Linked DNA regions of Homo sapiens: regions 2, 3, 4, 5, 6 and 7 are each linked to region 1. Evidence: chromatin contacts called from ENCODE Hi-C or POLR2A ChIA-PET data. All regions are on one chromosome and are shown on one strand. Each heading gives the region's core, a stretch centred on a gene start or an enhancer-like site at or near the end of the contact. The rest is flanking DNA. Distances are from core to core; before and after follow the strand shown. Region 1 holds the start of RAB21 (RAB21, member RAS oncogene family). Region 2 holds the start of RXYLT1 (ribitol xylosyltransferase 1). Region 3 holds the start of TBK1 (TANK binding kinase 1). Region 4 holds the start of LEMD3 (LEM domain containing 3). Region 5 holds the start of LLPH (LLP homolog, long-term synaptic facilitation factor). Region 6 holds the start of TMBIM4 (transmembrane BAX inhibitor motif containing 4). Region 7 holds the start of E2F7 (E2F transcription factor 7).

Region 1 (3,349 bases), core at 413-2,912:
CTTGTAAATTCTAGACTCAGTAGTTTAATAATAGCATCAAACATCCAATGTCACAACAATTAGGAGATTACGCATTCTATTAAGTAGTGTCGATGTTCTCACATACTACACATTTACTAATTAAGACCTATTGTGCAAGTTGGGGCGGTAATTAAAGGCAGACAACTTACACTGGACCAGGTCATCAGTGCTTTTTCTGTATATTTATCCTGACAACCCTATGAGCTAGATACTACTATTATGGCCATTTTAACAGAAGAAACAGGCACAGACAGGTTAAGTAACTTACCCAGTATGACACAGCTAGTTAAATGGATGGAGGTGAGACATGAACCTGGACAATCAGGCTCAAAAGTCCACTAGACTTTACTGCCTTTGACCAAATTGGTAAGTCAAATTAGTAGGATAAATTTCTCCTAATAACATCAAAACTGATTTCTCTGGGAGAGGTGGGGTGAGTACAACTCCCTCAAAGGCCTGGCTTCACTCTCAATCAATGATAACATTTTAACACCTTTCCAATGTACCTGTGGAAGAAAGCCGACCTTTTATTTTACAGGTAAAGAAACTGAGTAACAGCAGCGGCTTTTAGTCTGGGGACCAATTGTTGGCCAGTATTCACTTGATGTTTCAGCGTGGGTCAATCGACCTCGCAGAATATGAGTGACCCGCAAGTCAGACCCACGCAGGCTGCAATGAAACTGCGTAACACGCCTAGGCAAGCGGTCATTTCAAAAAACCTCCAGAGATGGCTCTTTTGCCATTCCTGTTACTCAGGACAAAATGGAACTTGCATAAACACTTAGTCATCAGTAAGCGCTGAAGTTACAAATCACCTAATTCGCAAAATCAAATACGCAGCTAAGTTCCTAATTCTGAAAGAAAGAAAAGGAGCTAACATTTGGAGACTGCAACACTGACACCTGGGACCCAGGAACTGCAGTAAATGGGAAAAAACAGCCCACGGACGGAGACCACAACGTGCGCAGCCACCACGGGGAACACTGGGGACTTTTCAGGGCCCTTCCACTTCCCTCCCAACAGCCTGTCCTCGCGTCTACAGGCTGCCCCGACCTGGTGATTCCCCAGGGCGAATTCGGAAAGGTAAACCGAAGGCGGAGATGACAGGCCTGAGATTTGCCAGCCTACATCCAGGGGACCAGGGCGGCAAAGTTTCCCCAGCCCCGGAGGGGTAGGGGCCCTGAGGCGCCCCCTCCCGCTCCCCGAGGTCCGCACCTGCAGAGTGGTGATGTGCTTGTCGTTAAACTTGTTCTCGCAGTAGCGCAGCACCAGCGACGTCTTCCCCACGCAGCCTTCCCCCAGCAGCACCACCTTGAACGAGTAGGCTCGGCCCGCCGCCGCCGCCCCGCCGCCGCCGCCGCCGGCCGCAGCCATCCCGTCGCTTCCCGGCCGCCCGAGCCCGAGTGTCGCGCCGCCCTCCCGACAGCCGCGGCAGCGCCTTCACAGCCACGGCCGGCTCAGCCCCCACCGCCCCGGCCCCGCCGACCCGGGCGCTGTCCCCACGCCCTCCTCGGGCGAGGCCTGGAAGGGCTGAGGGAAAGTCCGAGAATGAAGGGCCCCAGCCCACCACGTCAGGCACCGGAGGAAAAGCGAAGAACGATCCCTCTCTGCCTCCCTCTAATGGCGTCTCCTTCCTCCTACGTCACACCTCGGGTCACGTGAGCGCCGGTGCCGGGGCGGCCCCTGCGACTAGCCCCAGAAGAACGTGCCTGGACGTGGGCGGGGCTTCTGGGGCATCTCCCGGGGTGGAGCTGGATGTGAGTCGAGCGCCTACTGGCAATCTAGGGCAGAGCCCCGCCGCTTGCGAGCCACCTCTGCTTTTCAGTTGGTGGGAGCCAGCGGGAATAAGGAACCAGGAATTTGAGGCGAGCCCAGCTCTGGTGAAATGAAGGGCAGAACTTCATCGTTTTTGCATGTTCACAATGCTAATGATCTGTCACACCAGAGGTCACTGTAAACCATATCTGCCAAGGTGCCCTTGAATCTCTCTCTGTGGGATCCCGAATCATAGCGCTTCCAAGTTCCTCTGACCGCCTGGTCAACTACTCCATCATCTTTCAAGTCTCAGCTTAAACCGCGTCCCTGACCACCCAATCCTTCCCCCATCCTTCCATTCCCCCACCTCACAAAATTAGGTATTTCTTACCACCAGTATACCTCCTTTACTAGGGCTTTACACACTCCATGGATATTATTAATACTTTGCTAAGTGTTTATCGACTCTCATTAGACTATAGGTTTGTTGAGGGCAAGGTCTGTATAAGAGCTGCCCACCTTTGAATTCCTAACCCCAAGTGCTCTTCAGTTTTTCTGACTTTCATGAAGCCTCTGACGTTCCATGGTACTCCACCTTGAGGTGGCTTGTTCGATGATTGCTTGTTTTTTCTCATCTGCATCCCCATTCTTTTTTGTTTGTTTGTATTGTTAGTTTTGAGATGGAGTATCGCTCTGTCGCCCAGACTGGAGTGCAGTGGCGTGATCTCAGCTCACTGCAGTCTCTGCCTCCTGGTTCAAGTGATTCTCCTGCCTCAGCCTCCCGAGAAGCTGGGACCATAGGCGCCCACCACCGCGCCCCGCTACTTTTTGTATTTTTAGTGGAGACAGGGTTTCACCATGTTGGCCAGGCTGGTCTTGAACTCTGACCTCAAGTGATCCACCTGCCTCGGCCTCCCAAAGTGCTGGGATTATAGGTGTGAGCCACCACGCCCGGCCTGCCTCCAAGAAACCATACTCCTCCAAGAAATCATACTAATATTTCTGAAAATTTACTGGAAACCTGGTGTCAGGTAAACATTTTTTTAAAAATCAAACTTCTTTCACACTTCAAACCAGGTTAAAAAAAAAAAAAGAGGCCGGGCGTGGTGGCTCATGCCTGTAATCCCAGCACTTTGGGAGGCCGAGGCGGGCGGATCACAAGGTCAGGAGATCGAGACCATCCTGGCCAACATGGTGAAACCCCATCTCTACTAAAATACAAAAAATTAGCTGGGCATGGTGGCACAAGCCTATAATCCCAGCTACTCGGGAGACTGAGGCAGGGGAAGCGCTTGAACCCGGGAGGCAGAGGTGGCAGTGAGCCGAGATCGCGCCACTGCACTCTAGCCTGGCGACAGAGGAAGACTCCGTCTCAAAAAAAAAAAAAAAAAAAAAGAGAGTCGGTTAATTCATTCAACAAATATTTAAATGTGCCCACCATATGCCAGGCACTGTGATCAACAAGATAAAATGTCTCTGTCCTCACAGAGCTTACATTTTATCAGGGAAGACAGACATACTCAATTGTACAATAAATGCTTTCATCTTGATGAAACAGTTCAGAGTATCTTGC
Region 2 (3,349 bases), core at 265-2,764, 8.0 Mb after region 1:
TACTCAATGTATCAATAAATGAAGCTGTGCTCTGCTAAAGACCAACAGTGGAATATGTATGTGTGTACATTTACAAACAGATGTTGTCTAATTGGAAGGAGAAAGGAATTATTGACAAAAAGCGAAAAAATATATCATGATGCCTTAATTAACAAATTATGAAATAAATTATATTAAAATGAATTTCATATCAATAAAATACATTTTATAATGCTTTTTACATGTCTTCCTTCTACGTATTAACTTACCAATGGCAGCTTTGCCCCAGATTTGTACACTGAGATCTGTTTTTCCTTTCGTGGATTTATCTAATATTTGAAGGCTAGTTTTAAATCTGTGTTGTTGCTCATTTTTTTCATCTCCTTCCCAAGGATTCCATTCTTCACTTTCCAAAGTGGACTGTTCTGTTTTAAAAAGAGTAAGTGTTTACCAGTAAGGTATTATTGCAGTTGTAGGTAAATTCAAATCATTTAAATTAAGTGTTAGTTCTAATTTCATCCTAACTTTAATTTCTGAGAGGTACAGCAACTGAATTTAAACTGGTAATACACAATGAAAACAAAAAAGAAAATCAGCAATTTTTTTACTGAACTTTTTTTACTCTGAAAAGTCTTAGAAATAAAATGCTACCTTGAGACAGGAAAATTCTCTTCCCCAACACAAAACCTTTAAAAATAACAGGATAATATGTATCAAGTTACAAGCTTAACTTTTGCAATTATTTTTATCCATTGTATACAGGTAACCTATGCACAAAAAACTGACTTCAGAGTGTAGTGTTCACCAGTCTTAGATACTATCGTGCAAAATTCTGAATAAAGGGAAAGAGAAAGCCGAGTCTGATCTTAACACAAGTTAAAACACAGGACAGGGGACCAGAATTTGGAGGTAAAGTCTGCCTTATGGTCACTGCAGGATTAGAGAGGGCTTTGTTTCAACATGGAAACGGATGTCTTAAACCTTGCGGCGATTTTGAGGCCTTCCAGGAGCATTCCCGCAAATCTCTGGCATTTGAGACGACGTCTTGGATTTTAACACGTGTTTGAAAGGCGTGCGCGCCTGTCACCCCCTGGGATCGGGAGCGGGGACGGCGTGTGAGATCTGGGTAAGAATGAGGACCATTCTCCAATTCCGAGCCAAGGGCTGGCTCGAGAGGCTGTAGGGGGCAAAGCGCTTCTCAGGCCCTGCGGGTAATCCCGGACTTGAGAGCCGGGTGCGGGGACCCGGCCCCAGCCGCCCAGCAGCCCCAGCCAGGAGCGCAGAGCCGGAAGGAAGCCGCCGACCCAGTCCTACCTCGGCCGCGTCTCTCCCGCGCGGGGGCCGCCCCCTTCCTGAGGCCCCGCGGGGACCCGGCCGGCGCCTGGCGGCGGCGCCCGAAGAAGACGTGGTAGGCAGCGTAGAGGGAGAATAGGCAGTACAGGGCGATAAGAAACGAGCAGAGCCGCTTCCGCGTCAGCCGCATCCCACTCGGGCTTCCAGTCAGGCATCCACCGCCATGGAGCGGGCGGAAAGAGAATCCGCGACACCGGCGGCGTCCGAGGCAGGCCCAGCCCGTTTCCAGGCAGTCCCCAGCCAAGGCTCCTCCGCCCAGCGCCCGGTACAGCCCCGCCCCGGACACGCCCACCGCCCGCCTCCCGCCCAGGCCCCGCCCCCTCCAGTCGCGGCTCATCCACCCGGCCGAGGGCCTGCCCACCTTCGACACTGGAGGAGGGGGTACTGGAGCGGCCCCTACCCCACGCTGCTTCCAGACGCCGGGCTGAGTGGGAACCTCTCTGACCTCTGCCGTGTACTCATTGCACCTTTCAACCCTGGCCACTTTTCCCAAGTACATAAAGACTCGGGGGAAAAAGAACACCCGCGGTGGTCCATGAAGGCCATGTGAAGGCATGGACTGTGACGTTTTTTGCTCTGCATGGAATCCCTAGCGCCTAGGACAGTGCCTACTACGTTGATAGATGAGTGAATATAAACGTCCTTTAAAAAAATTAAGTGATGATGGTCGCTTAACATTGTGAATGTAATTAATACCACTCACTTGTATGCATAGAAATAGTTAAACTGTCGAATTCATGTTTTATATACCTTACTGCAATAAAAACATTTTTAAAGTTAAGTTTCATTATTATGTGAGTTGAACGCACATAGGCATGCAGTATTTTGTCAAATAGAGGCTGTAAATGTGAATGCTTCAGAAAACTTTGTATCCAGCCTTGGGAAGATGGGCTACAATGTTTTGTCAGTTGCTCTGGTACTACTGTTCAAATTACCCAGCAGTCTTGCGACGGTATGTCTGCTAATTAGGGTGACCAATGGTCCCAGTTTGCCCAGGACTGTAAGGATTCTCCAGTTGGAGGATTTTTAGTGCTAAAATTGAGAAAGTCCTAGGAAATCAGTAAAATTGGTCACTCTAGCACCGACCCTAAACTATTAGGTCAAACACTTTACCCAATCCCCCAAACAGTTCCCTGCCTCAAAAGACCTGTTTTAAACCATTTTTGCTCAGACTCCCCAAATCCTATAAATATCACCCCCAACCTTCTCCTTCTGAGACTGCCAAGCTTCTGTCAAAGTGTGGCCTCCCTTACTGTAGTAGATTTAATAAATTTAGCTTTCCTTGATTAACAGGCTATTCTGGTGTCTTAGGGAGATGGCAGTTGTTTTATGTATGCTGTATTGTTGTTTATCCTATTTTGTTTGTTTGTGGAAATGACAATTATTTAAGGATAGGAAGTAATTACCTTATAATTACCACAAAACACCCACTGTATCAATGTACATTCAGATGCTACTGACTAATGGTTTTACTATTGAGAAATGCATACAAGGTAAAACTAATATGCAGTTGATGTCATCTTGAATAGGGGAGAGGGCCATGAAAATGAAGGAGTTGTTTTACCTCAAACTGCAAATGACTGCATAATTTGATGATAAGCTTTTAAAAATGTATTTAGGTTACAAAGGAATCTTCTAATTGATCTAAGTCTGGCAGAGTTCATTTTCCTTTCTCTTGGTGTTTAATGGTTGAGCTACAGCTGGGAGCTACTTTCTGTATATGCTCTCATCTCTTCAGGTGGATGGAAAGAGAGGGAAAGAGATGTGGTGGGGAATGCAGCAGTGTGGAGGGGGAGACAAGGTTAAATATCCTCTGGGGGTTGAAGCTCCGCATATAGGGAACCAGACCTGAGAAGGAAAGATGTGGGAGGAAGAATAGAAATAAAGGAATATGAGATGAATTAAACTAAAGCAGGGCTAAAATCTTTACTTGGTGAAATTTTCTACTCTGTCTGCAAAGGGAAGAACTATTAATCAACAAGATATTGAGAAAATAGCCCTAATGTCCTAATGCCTT
Region 3 (3,349 bases), core at 276-2,775, 7.3 Mb after region 1:
GTATTCTGTGATGAATTAATGACCACCAATATCCCCAAGCTGGGTTAGGAAAATGCAGAATGGTCAGGGGTCTCAATTTTACCAATCACTGATATAGTAGGATATTTTTATATAATTTTACTACCCATCTAATTTAGATAAACTTTATATACGACTATAGGAAATAAGCAATAAAAATAAGATTCCCTTTTCACAAATAAGGAATACACATTTGCCAGTCATTACATTTCACTCACGATACAATAACAAACGTCTCAACTATCTAACGAAAAACCTTCCCTAATCAATGTAACTGTAAATGGCAAATAGTACCATTAGGTACCTATATGTATGTACCTTCAGGATAATAAGAAAAATATTTATCAGCTAAGATATCTGTTCTCTATGCAAATACAAAACTATGGTTTCTATTTAACAGTAATCACAATAGTGGTCAGGGGAAATGTCTTTTGAAATTATCTTCCAATAACTCCACAATAACATGTTAAAACATGACTCAGCACACCCACAACGTGCTTGCCATATAAATCTTCCCAAATTTTTGACAAGCATATAAGCAGACACTCAACAACTATGTTGCTGATGATGCCGTCTTCAGCCTACTTCCTTACACCGTCCAAAACGAAAGTTACTATTTGTTGAGGGATGAAAACAGGTTTGACGACATGGCCTATGGACAAAGTTCCAGGATTTCTAAACTCTGCCCCTATGTGATTCATACACTGGGGTTTCAGAGTGGAAAAGACCAGTCTTTGGTTATACATTTGGCAATTACTTGGGAGTTGTTTTGAGGCCACCTACTAAGAATACTTGGGATAGAGATTACAAATTAAACCCATAAGCCAGGTAGACGAGGAGCAAGGAAATGTCTGGGAATTCGTATTTCATCGGCATATATTTAAAACATCTTATGCTTCTAATTTCCGGTGTGAGTCAACCTCTGCGGACTGAACATCACTAAAACTCTAAGGAAACGTCTCTTTTTAATCCTCTGAAAAATCAATACATTTAAAAACTGCCCGTTGTGTCGACGCTCGGAAAGAGGGTAGAAAACAGCGAGTCTAAGGGAAAGAGGTGCCCCTGCCTCCCCAGGCAGCCAGGGCCCAGGCCCGGTAACGGAGTCGTCCTCTTTATGCCCAAAGCCGCCGGACGGGATGCAGGTCGAGGACCGGCCGCGCGGCGCGGAGCGGGGATGCAGGTAACAGGGCCCGCGCGACCATTCCACCGGCTACGGCCACCCGACACACACCCCAGAGGCAGTGTCCACGCAGCCGGGGTCCTGGATGGCTTGGCCTCGGGTCGTCCGGGGCTTCTCGGTGCGCCCGCCCCCGCCCCCGCTCTGACTCAGCATCCCAGCCTCCCACAGGGGGCGGGAGCGCTCCCCGCCGGGCGGCGCAGGCCTGACCGACCGCGCCCCGCGCCGCCTTGGCCCCTCAGCCCGCGGCCGTCTCACTTACCCAGCCGGGTCTCCGCCGCGCCACCGCCGGCGGGCTCCCGCGGCCTCCTCGAGACTCAGGACACTTCCGGCTTCGCAAGCCCTGGCCGGAGGCCACGTGACCGACGGCCGGCGCGCCGGTGCGGGTGCGCGTGCGCACGCCTATGGCCCGTCTGGTAGTCACCACAGCCGCGGCGGCAACTGCCGAGTCGGCTTCCGCGGCCACGGTAATGAGGGGGATGTCTGGAGACACCCCGTCCACTGTTGCCCTCGCCCTTTACTCTAAAGGGGAATGAGGAGCCCTGAGCAGCGAACACAGTAATTGGGATTCCCGCAACTGCAAATCCCGCCCCTTCCCCGAGCGCTGGCCGACAGTAGGGCGGACCGACGCTGAGCAAGGGATTACATCCCAAGATTTACAGGTGTGCAGAACGTGGGACACGTGGGGGGCAGGCACAGACGGCCGGCAGAGCTGGGAGGGATGGATTCTATGTTTTAAGGGCCCACTTTGGCTGCAGTGGAGCCAGATTATCGTCTCGCAGTAATTCAGACTTTACATTGTTTTTTTCATTTTCCCATCACCCAGAAATACATTAAATTCTTAATGTAAAAATGTTCATTTAATTCCCTCTCGGTATTTTGGAAAACGGCCGTATTGGAGTATCTAACTCTAAACTTAAGAATTTAAGAACTAAAACTTAAATACTAAAATTAGGTCCTGCAATATTCGTGCAGTCAAAATCTCAAGCCGCTATTCCCAATAAGGAATAGCTTTCTGAAGGGGTCCCTTCTGCCCACGGACAGCACAACAGGCCTTTCTCAACATGAGGGAGCAGAGACCGCTGCTAATCTAGGGCTAAATTTCTGAGTGGAGGGGAAGAGGAAGATGGTGTTTCCCAGAGTAGCAGCAGCAAACACGAATGAATGGGAAGTCATGCGGAGTGGCTCAGAGGCTTTTGAATGTAACAGACCTAGGGTTGCTGTCTCGGCTGCCAATTACTGACTTAAAAGCTAATCTCTTACCTCTCTAAGCCTCAGTTTTATCAAATGCACAATGGAGATAACAAAAGTCCACTCTAATGAATTCTTACAAAGCAAGTTACTTTATTAGCATTTTAAACAATGTATAAGTGATGGAATCATTCTAACAACACATCTATTCACTGCTTACAATTCCAACTAATTTCAGTTCTTTGATATCTAATGACAAGAGCGAAGACCTGTTAAAGTTCCTTCCACCAGTAAAACTCACAGCTCAAAGTTGTGGGAGTGATTAACTGAGCCACAGGCCTTCATTCACATGTTTACCACATTAAAATACCACACAGTGTTTTCTTATAAGGTCAACCAACTGGGAAGCAATTAACATTAGCATTAAGATTTAAACTGTTAGGCACAGGGCTAAATCAGGCATTATATGAAAACTTGTGGTTCCCTAGTCAAGTCAAACAAATCCCCAAATATTTCAGCTTGTAACAGTTTTGTCCTTCCTCTCTTGAGACAATTATTTGAGTACTTGCTTTTGGAAATAAGGTAATTCATGATGGAAGCTTCCTAGCTGTGATGGTGCTCTAGGCAACTTCAGAGAATGAAGATAGAAGTTATGCATGATTATATAACATGAAGAGTTTAATTTTTATTACACACTCAATTTCCATGCCCTGATTTCTCTTAGCTCTATAAACACATGTAAATCTTCTGCAGAGCTTTAAAGAGCTCTGAAAGGGAAAACACCTTTCCATATATGGAATTGATAGCATAGTAAGGCCGTGTGCAGTGGCTTATACCTGTAATCCCAACATTGTGAGGCCAGTGGGAGGATTGCTTGAGGCCGGGAGTTTGAGACCAGACTGGGTAACATAGTGAGACCCTGTCTCTACCAAAAAAAAATGTAGCTGGGTGTGGTGGTGCACA
Region 4 (3,349 bases), core at 246-2,745, 6.6 Mb after region 1:
CCTAGGTAAGTCAGTCCCAGTATTAGGAAAAATAAGCAGGCAGCAGTTAAGAGAAACATCGACAAGTAGTGGGCACTGAAACTCCCTGTTGGGGACACCTCCTCCCGTTTAAATTGCTGGAGAAGTTCCTCTTCGGGTTCGGAAAGCTTCGGTTTGTTGTATGTGTTTTTCAGGTAGGTATGATTGGAGCCCGTATGATTGGCGTGATTGATCCTGAGTGAACTAGAGGCGGCCACCGCCGCACTGGGAGGGAGACTGTTAGAATAAATCCTGGGGGAGTCCACACTGAAGGCCCCACCGCCAATATGATTATTGGTTTTCAGAAGGGAGCCTGTTGACGAATCCAAGGTTGAGTCCATGTCAGTAAGTGGCGGGGGCAGGAGAGGGGTCAGTTTCTTAGCGTTAACACGGTATCTAGGAACGGGGCTGGAGTCCACTTGATCACACCCTCCTCCCTGCTCCGCGGCCGCCGCCTCTTCGAGGTTTCGGCTCCTGTCTAGACTCCCGGCAGCCGCCGCCCTGTCATTCATCGCGAGTCCTCCCCCTCCCTGAACTGAAGTCTCCAGCCTGCCGCCGGCCGATTTAGCAGTCAGCGGGGGGAGAGGCTTACTATGGGTTCGTCTGGGCCGATGCCGGGAAAGGGAGTCGTCCTTTAATACCTGTCTGCTGGAGGCCACGTCGTCGTCGTCCTCTTCCTCTGAGTCCGAATAGTTTTCCCGGCAGCTGTAGGGGACAAGCCGGCTGCCATTCACGGTCCGGCTCGCCCAGAGCGGCTCCTCGGTCTCCGGGTCCCTCTCCTCACCGTCCTCTCCCTCCCCTTCCTCGTCCTCCACTGCTCCATCTTTCCCCGGCGGGGTCTGCAGCTCGGGGCCCGCCGGCCTCCTGGCCCCCCACCACGAGTGGGGCTTCCTTCGCTCTGCAGAGTTGCTGTTAGTCACCTCGCTGGCGGCCAGGGGCGCCGGCGGCGCTTTGAGCCCGCGGTACTGGAGCGAAGCCCGGTCTTTCCTCCCGCCGCCGCCGGCCTGGTCCCGGGGACTGGCCTCCACGTCCGACTCGTCCGAGCTGAAGCCCAGCAGCACTTTGCTGCCAGCCGCGGGGGCGGCGGAGGCGCCCCCGGGCCCTCCCAGGAGGCTCTCTGGGCCAGAGGCCGAGATTCGGCACAGGCCCCCAGGAGTCCGTAAGTAGGAGAGGTCGCCCGAGACCGGCCGGACCCCCATCCCCGCGGCCGCCGCCGCCGCTGGTCCCGCGGCTGCGACCGTGGCGGCTGCCGTGTTATTGTTATTACTGTTCCGCGTCTTGTTGCCGCGGCCCCCTGACCGGTGCTGTTGCTGCTCTTCCTCTCGAAGCTTCTTCAGCTTCTTGAGGTAGACCGGGCGGGTGCTCTCCGTCACTGGTCCGGGAGACAGGCCGTAACGGCGGAGCTGAGAGAAAAGCTCCTCATCCGAGAGCTGCTGAGGCGCCGAAGCTGCTGCCGCCGCCATTTTCTCTCCAGGGTGTTTTACAAGCTCCGCGCTACCGGAAGTGACGCGCCGCCCTAGACCCTGAACTAGACCGCGCTGCGTCGCCCTCCCAGCGCCGCGGGCATCTCGGCCAATGGGAGGCGCGGGAGGAGCTCACCTGAGCGGGAAAGAGCCACCTGAGCAGCGCGCGGCTCCCACGGCGGAGACTGTTTCTACTCTCTCACCTTGAGGTGTCGGCGCATTCTCCCCCTGCTCTCTATCTCATCTCCAGCTGTTCTCCGCCCTGCCCTTCCAAGTGCCGTTCCCGGGAGCTGTCTCTTACTAAACCACACCTTGACCTCACCTTCCTAGGTTCCTGCCACCGGGCAGTAATAACTGAAATCTACCTTGAAGTTTATGGCGTAAGTTTTCTTTACATCTGGATTCCCAATGCCGAGGGAGCCTAGACCTACTGAAAGAAATTCTGCTGGCCAGACTAGATTGGCAGCTTTCCCGTCTGACTTCAGGTTGTCTATTTTCAGTTCGTCTTTAGCTTGACCTACCAAAAAAAAAAAATTTTTAAGTGACTTTCTCTCGCTGCTCTTTTTGAGAAGCCTCACCTCTCTCATTCTGAGAAGATACGGAGTACACCAATCACAATACAATTTTCTTCTAGCGTAATGGCTGTTCATTCATTAGTTAATTGTAAGATATTATCTTTTTTTCCTTTTTTGAAACCTAATGACTTTACTACGTCAGCACTTGAAAGTGAAAGAGCTTGTCTGCTTCATTCTAAGACTCTCAGAGACATAACACATGATCCTATTTATTTCCTTCTTAGCACCTTTCCAACCAATAGTTATTTATCAGTTATTAATAAATATTTGTTTACTTTCAAAATTATTTATTGTCCTATCCTTTTGGACTATAATAAGCTCCATGTGTGGAGGAACCTTGCTTCTGTTACTCACAATACTAGTAGAAGCTCAATAAATATTTGTTGAATGAATTAAAGAATTGCAAAGAGAGGATAGTATGAGATGAATATTTTGAAATAAGACTAGTGCCAGGTGAGGTGGAGAAACCTTCACACAAAGTCAAAAAAACAAGGACAAGACCTGGAACCCCAACTCTGCCATTTACAGAATAGGAAATGAATCCCAGAGAGGTGAAATGTGCCCCATGTGGTGAAGATCTTGTCCCATTTTCCCATTTCCCCAAACCTTGGCAGACAGACAATTCTTTAGTACTTCAATCCTAGTAGCTACAAAATACTACAATAATTTTTTGTTGTTGAATGAGTTATTTTACCTATTACATTACCCTATACACCTGTACAGAAAAACGTTAGTCAAAAGCATAAATACGGCCGGGCGCGGTGGCTCACGCCTGTAATCCTAGCACTTTGGGAGGCGGGGCGGGGGGCGGGGGTCAGGGGACGGATCACGAGGTCAGGAGTTTGAGACCAGCCTGGCCAACATGGTGAAACCCCGTCTCTACTAAAAATACAAAAAAATTAGCCGGGCGTGGTGGCAGGCGCCTGTAATCTCAGCTACTCGGGAGGCTGAGGCAGGAGAATCGCTTGATCCCGGGGAAGGCAGAGGTTGCAATGAGCCGAGATCGCGCCACTGCACTCCAGCCTGGGCAACAAGAGCGAGACTCCGTCTCAAAAAAAAAAAAAAAAAAAAAAAAAAAAGCTTTTCTGTGGAGGACACTTCCTTGTCCTCTATCATTGAGACTTTAAGATTTATAAATGTTCCTGAATCTATGACTGTTATGCACTTATAAGAGAGTTTTGAACAGTAAACTATAGTGGCTATGATGATGATGACCCAGATTTTATTGCCATAATTATCTGGGTGGGAACTAAAATTATTATAAACTTAGTGGACTTGTGTCTCCATGTAGCA
Region 5 (3,349 bases), core at 538-3,037, 5.6 Mb after region 1:
TATATATAGGCTCCTTCCAGCTCTGTGATGAGCCACTGCAATGTTTAGTTGGACCCTTAAGCCTTGTTTGTCCATTAGGAGATAAAGTTTCCCAAAAACAGTAGTTTAGTTTCCTTCATCTTTGCAAATTCAGCATAGTGCCTATAATAGAGTGCATATTCAAAGGCATGAATGAAGGAATGAATTAGACTTTTAAATATACTAAGGCCACTTTTCTAGAACTGCTTTTATATAACTGGTGAGGGGACATAAGTAAAAAGGAGTAAAAGGGTGTTTTACTCAGCTGTTTAAAGCACTTGTAATGCTAAATCATGGCATGGTATTTTAACAACATGACATTTTCATAATAGGTAAATTATTTTTTCTGGTGCCAAGTGCCTATTCAAAAGTCTTGTCCTGGTATGTTAAACAAGATACAGTAAATATGGACTATCAGAATATAAGTTTTCTCTAAAATGCAATGTGCACTTATATTTTTGGGTGAGGTAGCTAACTTCTCATTTGAAAGATGAGGTACAGTATATGGTTAACTTGTAAAACAGAAATTCACTTGCTTTATAAGAACGAAATCTCATTTAAATAAACCAGGTTTCTTAGGCATGCTTCCTTTTTTTATATCAAATGTTCTAGGTTTTTTTCAGCCTCTTTAACCTTGCTATATTCTGAATTCAGTAATTTCCATACTATGCATGGTTTCATAAAGGACACAAATTTAAAGAAAAAAGGTACCCATAGATTGCCTCAGAACCCCTTTTTCTGGCAACCAGCAGGAGTTTACCAGGCCATCATTAAAGACATGTTTTTTGGGTATATGTCGTAAATCTCTAGAAACATTGCTTACAAATAGTACTGTGTAGCTATACTTTTGAAACTATAATGTAAAAAGGGTACCATTTGTTGAACTCTTACAGCATCAATTAGGTTGTATTATGTTCACTTTAGGGACAAGGAAATTCAGGCCCTTATGACATTAATTACTCACCCATATCGTTCACAAGTGTTGGAAGCAAGAGTACAACACAGACCTATATGGTTCCAAAGCCTATGCCAGTAGAAATAGTTGTACAGTAAGTGTTATTCGTGAGCTAAGACAATCGTCCTAGGCTTAGCATTGTGTCTGATACGTAAGTGATCAGACAGGTAAACATTGATAGAACTGAAATCCTTTGATCATTTTACCCTTTAAATTCTTCTCTGGGGTAGGAAAAGCTTGTTTTCTGTTTTTGGTAACCGCTTTGAGTATAACTGACATGCAATAAGTTGCACATATTTAAAGTGTGCAGTTTGATACGGTTTTACATATGTGTACATCTGTGAGGCCATCACCCGAGATGAGAAAATGCACAGGCTGCAAATAAAAATGATCTCAATACGGCCTCTGGAAGAACACCTGATCTAGGCTGACTTGATCTAAGGAAATACATGAGTATCATGTAAACGCTGAGGTCAGATCTAAAGGTCGGCTCGGAGCTCCCTATCTGACAAGTAGGGTCCCCTGGCCAGGTTCACTCCATAGGTTAGTCTCGGGGCTACCCTGCCCACGTCCGGAAAGCGGACCTACCTGGGGCCTAACCTTGACCGGACACCCGTCAGCATTCTCCAAATCCGACTTCTACACCTGTATGGGACGGACCAAGTTTCTAGGTCCGCGATCACACCAATGGCGGAAGCTCGTCAGCGCCCGGGTTCCAAAATCCCGCCTCTCAAGGCTTCTTGAGACATTTTGTCTCCCGGCGTGCAATGCGTCCGCCCCGGGTGGCCTCCGCCCGGAAGACGGAAGTGCAAAGACTTCCGGTCGGCGTGAGCGTGAGGTGTGGGTGTTCGTTTCTCAGGTGAGTTCGGTTCCTCACCGGTCCAGTGACACATGGGACTTGGGGCTTGATTCCGCCACCCTTGGAGAATTTCGTTTCTTGACACTCGCTGGGCTATACTTGAGCTCCAGTCCGGAGATGCAGGCCTTGTTGAGGGCGAGGGTTCCCCTTGCTCTTTTTGGTGGGGGCCCTCCGGCTTCCGAGTGCACTGGATAAAGTGGAGCCCACCCCTGTCGTTCACTCCCGCTGAAGTTAACTTCGGCCCTCAAGGTTGTTTGCCGCCCGCTTTCCTAGCCCCTCGCAAGGGTTGAGTTATGTAGACAAGGGAGCGGAATGACTGTGATTGCCGGCGTTCAAAAAATGTTAGTGGTTCGTTCAACAAGTATGCAAAAAGTGTGCGATTCAGCAGTGAACAAGACCTTTCCCTCTACCTTCGTGGAGTCTACAGTCTGGGGAGAGGGTCGGGGGGCGTGACAGAAAACAATGGTTTCAGGTTGTAACACTTAATAAGCAGGGAAGGGAGCTTACGGAGGTCAGAGGAGTCCTTTCTGAGGTAGCGAATGAAGGAGCAAGCCTTGAGAAGAGCAGTTGCCAGGCATAGGGACAGCAAATATGAAGGCACTGACGTAGAGATAGTTTGGACTCTTTACAGACGTAGTTGGTGCCTGCGGGGATGGGGATGGAGAATGAAATGAAATAGAGTTGAAGGAGGCAGGGGACAGATCACAAATGACCTTGTAGATCTTGAATATATATGAGGGAGGAGGTCTTTAAAGAACTCGAAGAAAGGCAGTGAATGCTTTTTTAAAAGATCACACTGAGCACCTTGTGGAGGATTTAGGGCGGAACTGAGTGGAAAGAAAACAAGAGTAGGAATAGATAAGTTTACAGTCGTTAAGTTGGCTTGAGAGGATGGATAATGAAGATGAGGTGAAGTGTTTATAAAAATCATTTGTAATTTGTAAGCTGTTGCATAAATGTAAGGTGATGACGCTGTTGCATTCTGGGGAAATTAAATTTCTGTATTTTGTAAAGAAATTCAGCCGGGCGCGGTGGCTCAAGCCTGTAATCCCAGCACTTTGGGAGGCCGAGGCGGGCGGATCACAATGTCAGGAGATCGAGACTATCCTGGCTAACACGGTGAAAACCCGTCTCTACTAAAAATACAAAAAATTAGCCAGGCGTGGTGGCGGGCGCCTGTAGTCCCAGCTGCTCGGGAGGCTGAGGCAGGAGAATGGCGTGAACCTGAGAGGTGGAGGTTGCAGTGAGCTGAGATCGCGCCACTGCACTCCAGCCTGGGACACAGAACAAGACTCTGTCTCAAAAAAAAAAAAAGAAAAAAGACATGCAAGGTGCTTTCAGAATTGGTTTGATTTGTAGTTTGCTTATGACCACAAGTTTGATTTGATATCTTGTTATTTAGTGACTGTGTATGTACCATGTTGATCTTCATATAAGTTGCATGTTAAGTCCTAAAAAGTGAACAGATTGAAGAGTTTTACTTTTCACTTGTTTTGTAGAGATACCTGTTGGCCTGG
Region 6 (3,349 bases), core at 226-2,725, 5.6 Mb after region 1:
ACTACAAAAAATACAAAAAATTACCCGGGGGTGGTCACCTGACCTCAGGAGGTCAAGGCTGCTGTGAGCCGAGATAGAGCCACCGCACTCCAGCCTGGGTGACAGACTGAGACTCTATCTCAAAACAAACCAACAAAAACAAATTAAAATGATATGCTTGTAAAATGTTTGTAAAATCATAAAAGATAAAGTGTTTTTTTGTTTTGTTTTGTTTTTCTTGTCATTGTGGAAGTGACGTTAGTTCTTTTGGCAAAGGCTTCTGAGAACATCAAGTTTAAGGATTTAGTTTAGAATAGACTGTTCCACAACTGTTCTGAATTCCACTTGCTAAGTGTTCGGGTGTTGTGGTTAAGGTGAGGACTGGGCAATGTGGGTAGATCAGAGTAAACTCATCAAAACAATTCCAAGGGACCCTAGGATGACACTACTCTGGGTATGTCTACACCTCTTTATATTGGAATGACAACAATATCATGAATATTCACTCTAATCCATTGTATTTGCCACCATCATCTCTCTCTTACAGTAATACAACTTTATCCCCTTTTCTCTGCCTTTGGTAATGGCCCTCTTCAATGTATTCTACTTCTGGCCTAGGATGATCTGGCCTTTGTTTATCTATCCAGCCTCATTCTTTGCCACCTGTCCCCTACACCAGCTGAGCTTCACCGTCTCCCTCTTTGCAGACGTTGGTCCCTTGAGGCCCAGCCTACATCACTGCTCTTTCTCTGGTTGGCTCCTACTTGCCTTTCAGGATTAAATATTACTTCATTCAGAAAGCCTGGTTTATAGAAAGTGCTCAATAAATGTAGGTATTATTATTATTTTAAAATAATAGAAGTAAAAATGCATCCTCGGTGTGATTATTGAAAAAGTGGATGAATGAGATGGGTATTTGTTGAGTGGATGGGTGACTGGGACATGGGTTCTATCACTTTAGCAACTCTCCAAGGTGAAAGGACTTAAAGTGTGTTCAGGCTGGGCGCGGTGGCTCACGCCTGTAATCTCAGCACTTTGGGAGGCCGAGGCGGGCGGATCACGAGGTCAGCAGATCGAGACCATCCTGGCTAACATGGTGAAACCTCGTCTCTGCTAAAAATATAAAAAAATTAGCCTGGCGTGGTGGCAGGCGCCTGTAATCTCAGCTATTCGGGAGGCTGAGGCAGGAGAACCGCTTGAACCCGGGAGGCGGAGGTTGCGGTGAGCCGAGATCGTGCCATTGCACTCCAGCCTGGGCAACAAGAGTGAAACTCCATCTCAAAAAAAAAAAAAAAAGTGTGTTGAGAAAAGTTTCACTTCAGATGACGCCGGGAATGTAAACCGTTTTCTCTTCCATTCTAACTCGGAGCCATCCCCGCTTTCTCCGCCCAGCTGGAATTTTTGAAGCGAGAAAATCGACTCGCTCGGTGTTCGCCCGCCGACGCCGCACGGCTTGCTGGGGCTGGGCTCTTCCTCGCGGAAGTGGGGAGGAGGCGGTTGCGGTTAGTGGACCGGGACCGGTAGGGGTGCTGTTGCCATCATGGCTGACCCCGACCCCCGGTACCCTCGCTCCTCGATCGAGGACGACTTCAACTATGGCAGCAGCGTGGCCTCCGCCACCGTGCACATCCGAATGGGTACGTTGTCCCCTCTCCAGTGCCTCCCAGCCGCTTGTCTGCACTGCTCGGCCTCTAGAAGCCGACTTCCGGCTTCCGAGGGAGAGCGGCCATCTCCTGGGACTCACAGGGAGTGCTCACTGAGCTCCCGGCCCTCCTTCTCCGGGTACCAGAGGACTGGCGCCCTCCTCAGGGAGTCGGGGAGGCGCTTCCTCCCCTCCTAGCGGGTGTGGGAGGGCGCCAGGCCCAGAAGGCTTGCGGCTGTCCTGTGTGCGCCCCGGCTCCCCAGCGGGCGCCGCGGTGTAGGAAGGGACAGATGGAAACCGCCGCAGCCTGAATTTGGCATCTTGAAGTGAAAAGAAACGTCGTGGAAATGAGTCGGTTGATCACTGTGACTGACGTACACACGAGTGGAATCCACGGCCTGATGTTTTTGTTCTGTGGGGTTTCGCGTTACAGGCTTATATTTACCGTCCTGTGCTAGGCTGGAAGCTCCCTGACGGCACTATTTCCTCTCCGCAGGGCCCAGAATGCAACAGGTCTTTGAGGATTATTGAGGAAGTTGCTCAACACAGAAGCTTCCTAAGTCAGTCTAAATTGTGTTTTAAGTTATTACGTAGTAGCCAATGGGCAGAAATTTTTGAATTTAAAATGCTCAGCTTCATCTACGTGGAAGCCATTGCCTGCTCTAGTTTGGTCATTTGATCGCCGAAACAGCCCCAGACTTTCAGCCTGTTTAGGCAGCTGGAACTTGTTCTGGAAAAGGAAAGATGAAGATAGTTCTGATGTGCTAAGAATCTTAGTGCCTAGAACTTGTTCTGGAAAAGGAAAGATGAAGATAGTTCTGATGCACCAAGAATCTTGGTGCCTAGCATTTATATTTTTGGAATTGAATTTTGAAATTATTTTGGCCAGTGAACTCAGCTTTTTTTTAAAAAAAATTAATTGTGGTAAAATACAGGTAACATAAAATTTACCGTCTTAACTATTTTTAAGTGTATAGTTCAGTAGTGTTAAGTTATTCACATGGTTGTGCACTGTTAAAAGAAAAACTTTAGACACATTAAATCTAACGGAGTTTGAGCACAGAATGATTTGCGAATTGGGCAGGTCCCGGAACCAGAATAAGGTTCAGAGTGATGAGTCCTGCCGCTTGGTGGGAGAAAATTTATGGAGAGAGAAAGTAAAGTGAGGTACAGAAAATAGAAGTGAGGTACAGAAAGAGTTGATTGGTTACAGCTTGGTTTTTGCCCGTTTGAACATGGTTTGAACACGTGGCCATCTTTGGCTGAAACTCAGTGATTGGTTCAAGCGTAGGTTACAGCCTGTTTACTAGGTTATAGTTCACTATATACCGAGAACCCCTAGGCTGAACTTAAAATATCTAAAGGCATAGCTTTAGACTAAACTTATATACCATCCAATATCCAGAACTTTTTAATCTTGCAAAACTGAAACTCTATACCTATTAACTCCCCATTCCTTCCTTCCCCCAGTCCCTGGAACCACCATTTCACTTTCTCTCTCTGTGAATTTGGCTACTCTAGATACAATCAGTATTTGTTTTTTTGTGGTTGGCTTTTTTCAATTAGCATAATGTCTTCAAATACATCCATGTTGTGGCATATGTCAGAATTTCCTTTTTTTTTTTTTTTGAGACAGGGTCTCGCTTTGCCACCGAGGCTGGAGTGCAGTGGTGAGATCACTGCTCACTGCAGCCTCTACCTTCTGGGCTCAGGTGATCCTCCCGCCTC
Region 7 (3,349 bases), core at 223-2,722, 5.3 Mb before region 1:
GATTGGGCCACTACACTCTAGCCTGGGTGACAGTGCAAGACTCCGTCTCCAAAAATAAAATAAAATAAAAATATTTGGAGGGTAAGTGGTGAAGAATGGAGTCTTGGTATAGAAAGGAAAATGATACCTTTGCTGTAAAGTAGATGGGGGGTAGGGACATGTCTGTACATTTAAGAATGTCTGATGCTTTAAGAAGGCTGTCTCACATTTCAGTTGAGGGATATCTTACAAAATACTTGACCAATACTACTCAAAAATGTCCAGGTATCAAAAATGAGGAAAGTATGAGAAACTGTCATAGCCAAGAGGAGCCTAGAGACATAGGAACTAAAGGTAATGTGGTATCCTGAACAGAAAAAAGGGCCATTAGGAAAAAATTAAGTAAATCTGAATAAAGTAATGACTTGAGCTCAGAAGAATGTACCAATATTAGATCATTAATTTCAAAAAATATTCTATACTAACACAAAATGTTAATAGTGGGTGAAATTGGGTGCTGAATATATGGGAATTCTTGGTACTATCTCAATTTTTCTGTAAATTGAAAACTTCTAAACAATAAAGTCTGTTTTGTAAAAAGTCCATCTCTACCAACATTCATATTTTAAACAAGAAACTGTAGGATGAAAGAAGTGAAACATTTAATACAGATCAGTGGTGTTGAGGAAATTTTCTAGACTGTCTCCCAGAATGCTAGTCCCTATTGCAAAGAACTACTTTTTTATATAAAGCTTTTTCCCTCCTAATTATTTGCAATTTGCCGAAAAGGGAACACCAAAAAACATTTCCGGATTTGCCACACACACAAAACAAACAAACAAAAAAAAGTTAGAAAAACTTCTGGTTTGGCTTCCAGTCTTGTCTCCAGGGCTAACTGGCGTGCCATCTGCTCGCAGCAGAGCGGTAACCATGGTTCATGTGTCACACCAGCGTGCGATGTTAAGAAGTTTGCCCCGGCAAGTCTGGACAACTCCGCTTCCGCACAGGTTGCTGAGGGCGGGCGGGGATGGCGGCAGCAGCATCCAGAGGGTGTAGATCGTTCTTCCAAACCCCATCTGCTTTCCTGTCCTCTGGCTGTGCCCGGGGTCCCCGGGCGCGGCAAGCCGCGGGGACGTGCGCGGGTCTTCTATGCATAACAAAAGAGCCCTCCTCCTCCTCTTCCTTCTCCCGCCGCCCCGCGCCGCCCCGCGCCGCCCCCACCTTGGCTTCCCGCGGCCGCCGGGGCCCGCGTCCCCAGCAGGAATTGGCTCCCGGGCCCGAGGTTTCCAGGTACCCGGAAGGGGGAGGGGGCCGAGGCGGCAACAATTGGGCGGGTGAGGGCAAAACGCGCGGCTCGGAGCGCCAAGACTCCGAGGGGCGGTGAGCCCGGGCCGTGCCGCCGCACGATTGGCCGGGGCCGCCCCGCCGGCCGCCGCTGATTGGTGGATTCTCAAATTCGGTCTCAAGGCGCCAGAGGAGGTGTTTTAGCGGGGACTACGATCCAGGCTGGAGTTGCGCTCGGCCGGTCTGAGCGCTGGCGCTGCCCGGACGCCGCGGGGTCCCCGCCAGCCCAGGGCACTCGGCGCGGGGATCTGCGCGCCTCGCTCTCCCTTCCCGATGCCGCCGCCCGGCTGCTGATCGCCGCACCACCTTCCCTCATCGGCTTGGGTCCGTGGAGGTCCCTGCAGAGGCAGGAAGCCTCCTTAGGAAAGCAGGGGTAAGCGTGCGGCCCCAGCGCCAGTGGGGAGGCGGGAATTGGGATACAGGGCCCACTCCCGCCCCGGCTGCCAGCCTGCCACTCCTCACGTCCCCCGGCTGGCGAGGGCTCGAGGTGTTTCTGCCGGGGAACCCGGTGCGCAGAGGGTGTGCCGGGTGCAGCTCTCACTCCGGCCCGGCAGTAGAGGGGATTTGCCCTTCCCCACAACTTGGAGCTTTCATTGGAGAAGTTTATTTGGGGGATCTGCTTGGAGGCCTGGGAAGGGGCTGCGCTCAGCGCTGAGTGGGTTTGGTCTAGCGATCGGGTTTCCTTCCCCCGATTCAAAACCCCTCAAAGCCGAATTCCTCTCAGTTCTTTGCGCCAAAATTAACTGACCTGGGAGACCCTGTACTTTTCTGACAGATTTGCCCAACACCCTTCCGACTTGGTAACTTTATTTTGCCATCTAGCTTTTCATAAGGAGTTACTATTTTTGTAGATTTTTTTCTTCCCAGATTTTCAGTATTACTAAGCACACTTTAGGTGTTTGAGTTTGTTCGCGTGAGTTTTAGAAAGTTGAGGGTGGCTACAACTCCTGGAAATGCCCAGGATGTGCTTAGAGAAGGGGGAATTTCATATTGACAAACAAGTAACACATATGTAGATATTTTTGTTTGAGGAAAAAATACCTAATTGCAAAATCATTTTCTAGTGTAATTGTGCATTACAGATGGAGGTAAATTGTTTAACACTAAAAGACCTGATCAGCCCCAGGCAGCCCAGACTAGATTTTGCAGTTGAAGATGGGGAAAATGCACAAAAGGTAAGCAAACATAAACACCTTAGTTTCTAATATGTTAAGGATGGTGATGTTGAATTCAATTAAGTGTTCCAACATGCCATTTGTATTTGTATTTAAGCATAATAATTAATATTGATAAACATTATAGAAACATTCTTTTTTAAAAATAGAGCCATCCAAACCATTATTGTTGGAATTCTACTCTCAGATATAGTGGGAAAAATAGGCAAGGTTACATGTAATGTTGTAACCAATTTATATAAGTCAAAAATATGCTGGCTACAGCAATCAAAGTTTATAATACAGTTGTCAAGGGTGGTGTAGCTAGTGCTCTGTAGGAATGCTAAGCCTCAGTTCCCAGGAAAATAGACCTTTGCAGGCATAAATGCTGGATTATTAAAGTGCTGTGAAATGTCTTCATACCAATGAACTAGCTCCCAGAGACTGTTCCATTCACCCAAGAGTAGACCTGTGCCTACTATATAGGGAGATAAAGTGGCTGAACTCATCAGTATATTCTGAATATTTTACCATACTGTTGCTAGTTTTGCACTGAGCCATTCCCTTACATTTTGCACCCCTTGTGATTTGTAAGACCAAGATGTTGTTTTCAAGAACATTACAAAGTAAACTGGCCATAACAATGTCTAAACTATCTGAGCATTTTTAGGCACAGGCAAATAGAAATAACAAACCAAGTTTTAGAAACTTTGAATATAAATCTGTGAGTAGCAACTTGGGCATTGAACTTCTCCGAGCTCCTGGTCTTATTTTTAGGCTTAGCATCAACAGTGAAACTCCTTGGTTGCAAAGCAACCCAGGCTCATATGAGCCTTTGAAGAATACTTGATAATTGCTAATTTAGGATAGAT

What was found. Hi-C counts contacts between places; a loop is a spot of excess contacts on that map. ChIA-PET counts read pairs that join two places held with the same protein, here RNA polymerase II (POLR2A). Pooled maps may share reads with other maps.
Region 2: a pooled map shows a loop between it and region 1 (22-fold over the local background). The contact joins the promoter of RXYLT1 here to the promoter of RAB21 in region 1. A Hi-C loop is called at or near these places in 4 of 50 pooled maps.
Region 3: a loop to region 1 is called in a pooled map, with 5 times the contacts of the local background. The contact joins the promoter of TBK1 here to the promoter of RAB21 in region 1. A Hi-C loop is called at or near these places in 3 of 50 pooled maps.
Region 4: a pooled map shows a loop between it and region 1 (6-fold over the local background). The contact joins the promoter of LEMD3 here to the promoter of RAB21 in region 1. A Hi-C loop is called at or near these places in 5 of 50 pooled maps.
Region 5: a loop to region 1 is called in a pooled map, with 8 times the contacts of the local background. The contact joins the promoter of LLPH here to the promoter of RAB21 in region 1. A Hi-C loop is called at or near these places in 5 of 50 pooled maps.
Region 6: a pooled map shows a loop between it and region 1 (7-fold over the local background). The contact joins the promoter of TMBIM4 here to the promoter of RAB21 in region 1. A Hi-C loop is called at or near these places in 3 of 50 pooled maps.
Region 7: a loop to region 1 is called in a pooled map, with 4 times the contacts of the local background. The contact joins the promoter of E2F7 here to the promoter of RAB21 in region 1. A Hi-C loop is called at or near these places in 1 of 37 single-sample maps with no recorded cell type and 2 of 50 pooled maps. POLR2A ChIA-PET finds 5 or more read pairs at or near these places in 1 of 52 experiments (GM12878).

The regions. Positions count from the first base shown.
Region 1 is chr12:71,753,176-71,756,524 of GRCh38, reverse strand. It overlaps RAB21 (RAB21, member RAS oncogene family), which reads right to left and starts at 1,662. Exons shown (of 7, transcript NM_014999.4): 1 at 1,237-1,662. The coding sequence starts at 1,395. RefSeq lists enhancers at 771-960, 1,601-1,890 and a silencer at 1,341-1,620.
Region 2 is chr12:63,778,074-63,781,422 of GRCh38, reverse strand. RXYLT1 (ribitol xylosyltransferase 1) reads right to left here and starts at 1,514. Exons shown (of 6, transcript NM_014254.3): 1 at 1,294-1,514; 2 at 249-404. The coding sequence starts at 1,462. RefSeq lists silencers at 1,146-1,445, 1,174-1,449, 1,466-1,695.
Region 3 is chr12:64,450,296-64,453,644 of GRCh38, reverse strand. It overlaps TBK1 (TANK binding kinase 1), which reads right to left and starts at 1,525. Exons shown (of 21, transcript NM_013254.4): 1 at 1,458-1,525. It overlaps XPOT (exportin for tRNA), which reads right to left. Exons shown (of 25, transcript NM_007235.6): 25 at 2,520-3,349. RefSeq lists a silencer at 1,185-1,654.
Region 4 is chr12:65,167,729-65,171,077 of GRCh38, reverse strand. LEMD3 (LEM domain containing 3) reads right to left here and starts at 1,495. Exons shown (of 13, transcript NM_014319.5): 1 at 1-1,495. The coding sequence starts at 1,481. It overlaps LOC124902953 (a long non-coding RNA gene), which reads left to right and starts at 1,662. Exons shown (of 2, transcript XR_007063349.1): 1 at 1,662-1,861. RefSeq lists enhancers at 338-417, 1,328-1,477, 1,160-1,732, 1,918-1,977 and silencers at 411-614, 998-1,207.
Region 5 is chr12:66,129,188-66,132,536 of GRCh38, reverse strand. It overlaps LLPH (LLP homolog, long-term synaptic facilitation factor), which reads left to right and starts at 1,787. Exons shown (of 3, transcript NM_032338.4): 1 at 1,787-1,832. LLPH-DT (LLPH divergent transcript) reads right to left here and starts at 1,786. Exons shown (of 2, transcript NR_125724.1): 1 at 1,562-1,786. RefSeq lists enhancers at 1,764-1,873, 1,914-2,063.
Region 6 is chr12:66,168,122-66,171,470 of GRCh38, reverse strand. It overlaps TMBIM4 (transmembrane BAX inhibitor motif containing 4), which reads left to right and starts at 1,475. Exons shown (of 7, transcript NM_016056.4): 1 at 1,475-1,616. The coding sequence starts at 1,520. RefSeq lists enhancers at 1,494-1,573, 1,217-1,741, 2,224-2,323.
Region 7 is chr12:77,063,692-77,067,040 of GRCh38, reverse strand. E2F7 (E2F transcription factor 7) reads left to right here and starts at 1,472. Exons shown (of 13, transcript NM_203394.3): 1 at 1,472-1,696; 2 at 2,406-2,498. The coding sequence starts at 2,406. RefSeq lists enhancers at 853-1,082, 818-1,524 and silencers at 1,133-1,562, 1,583-1,632.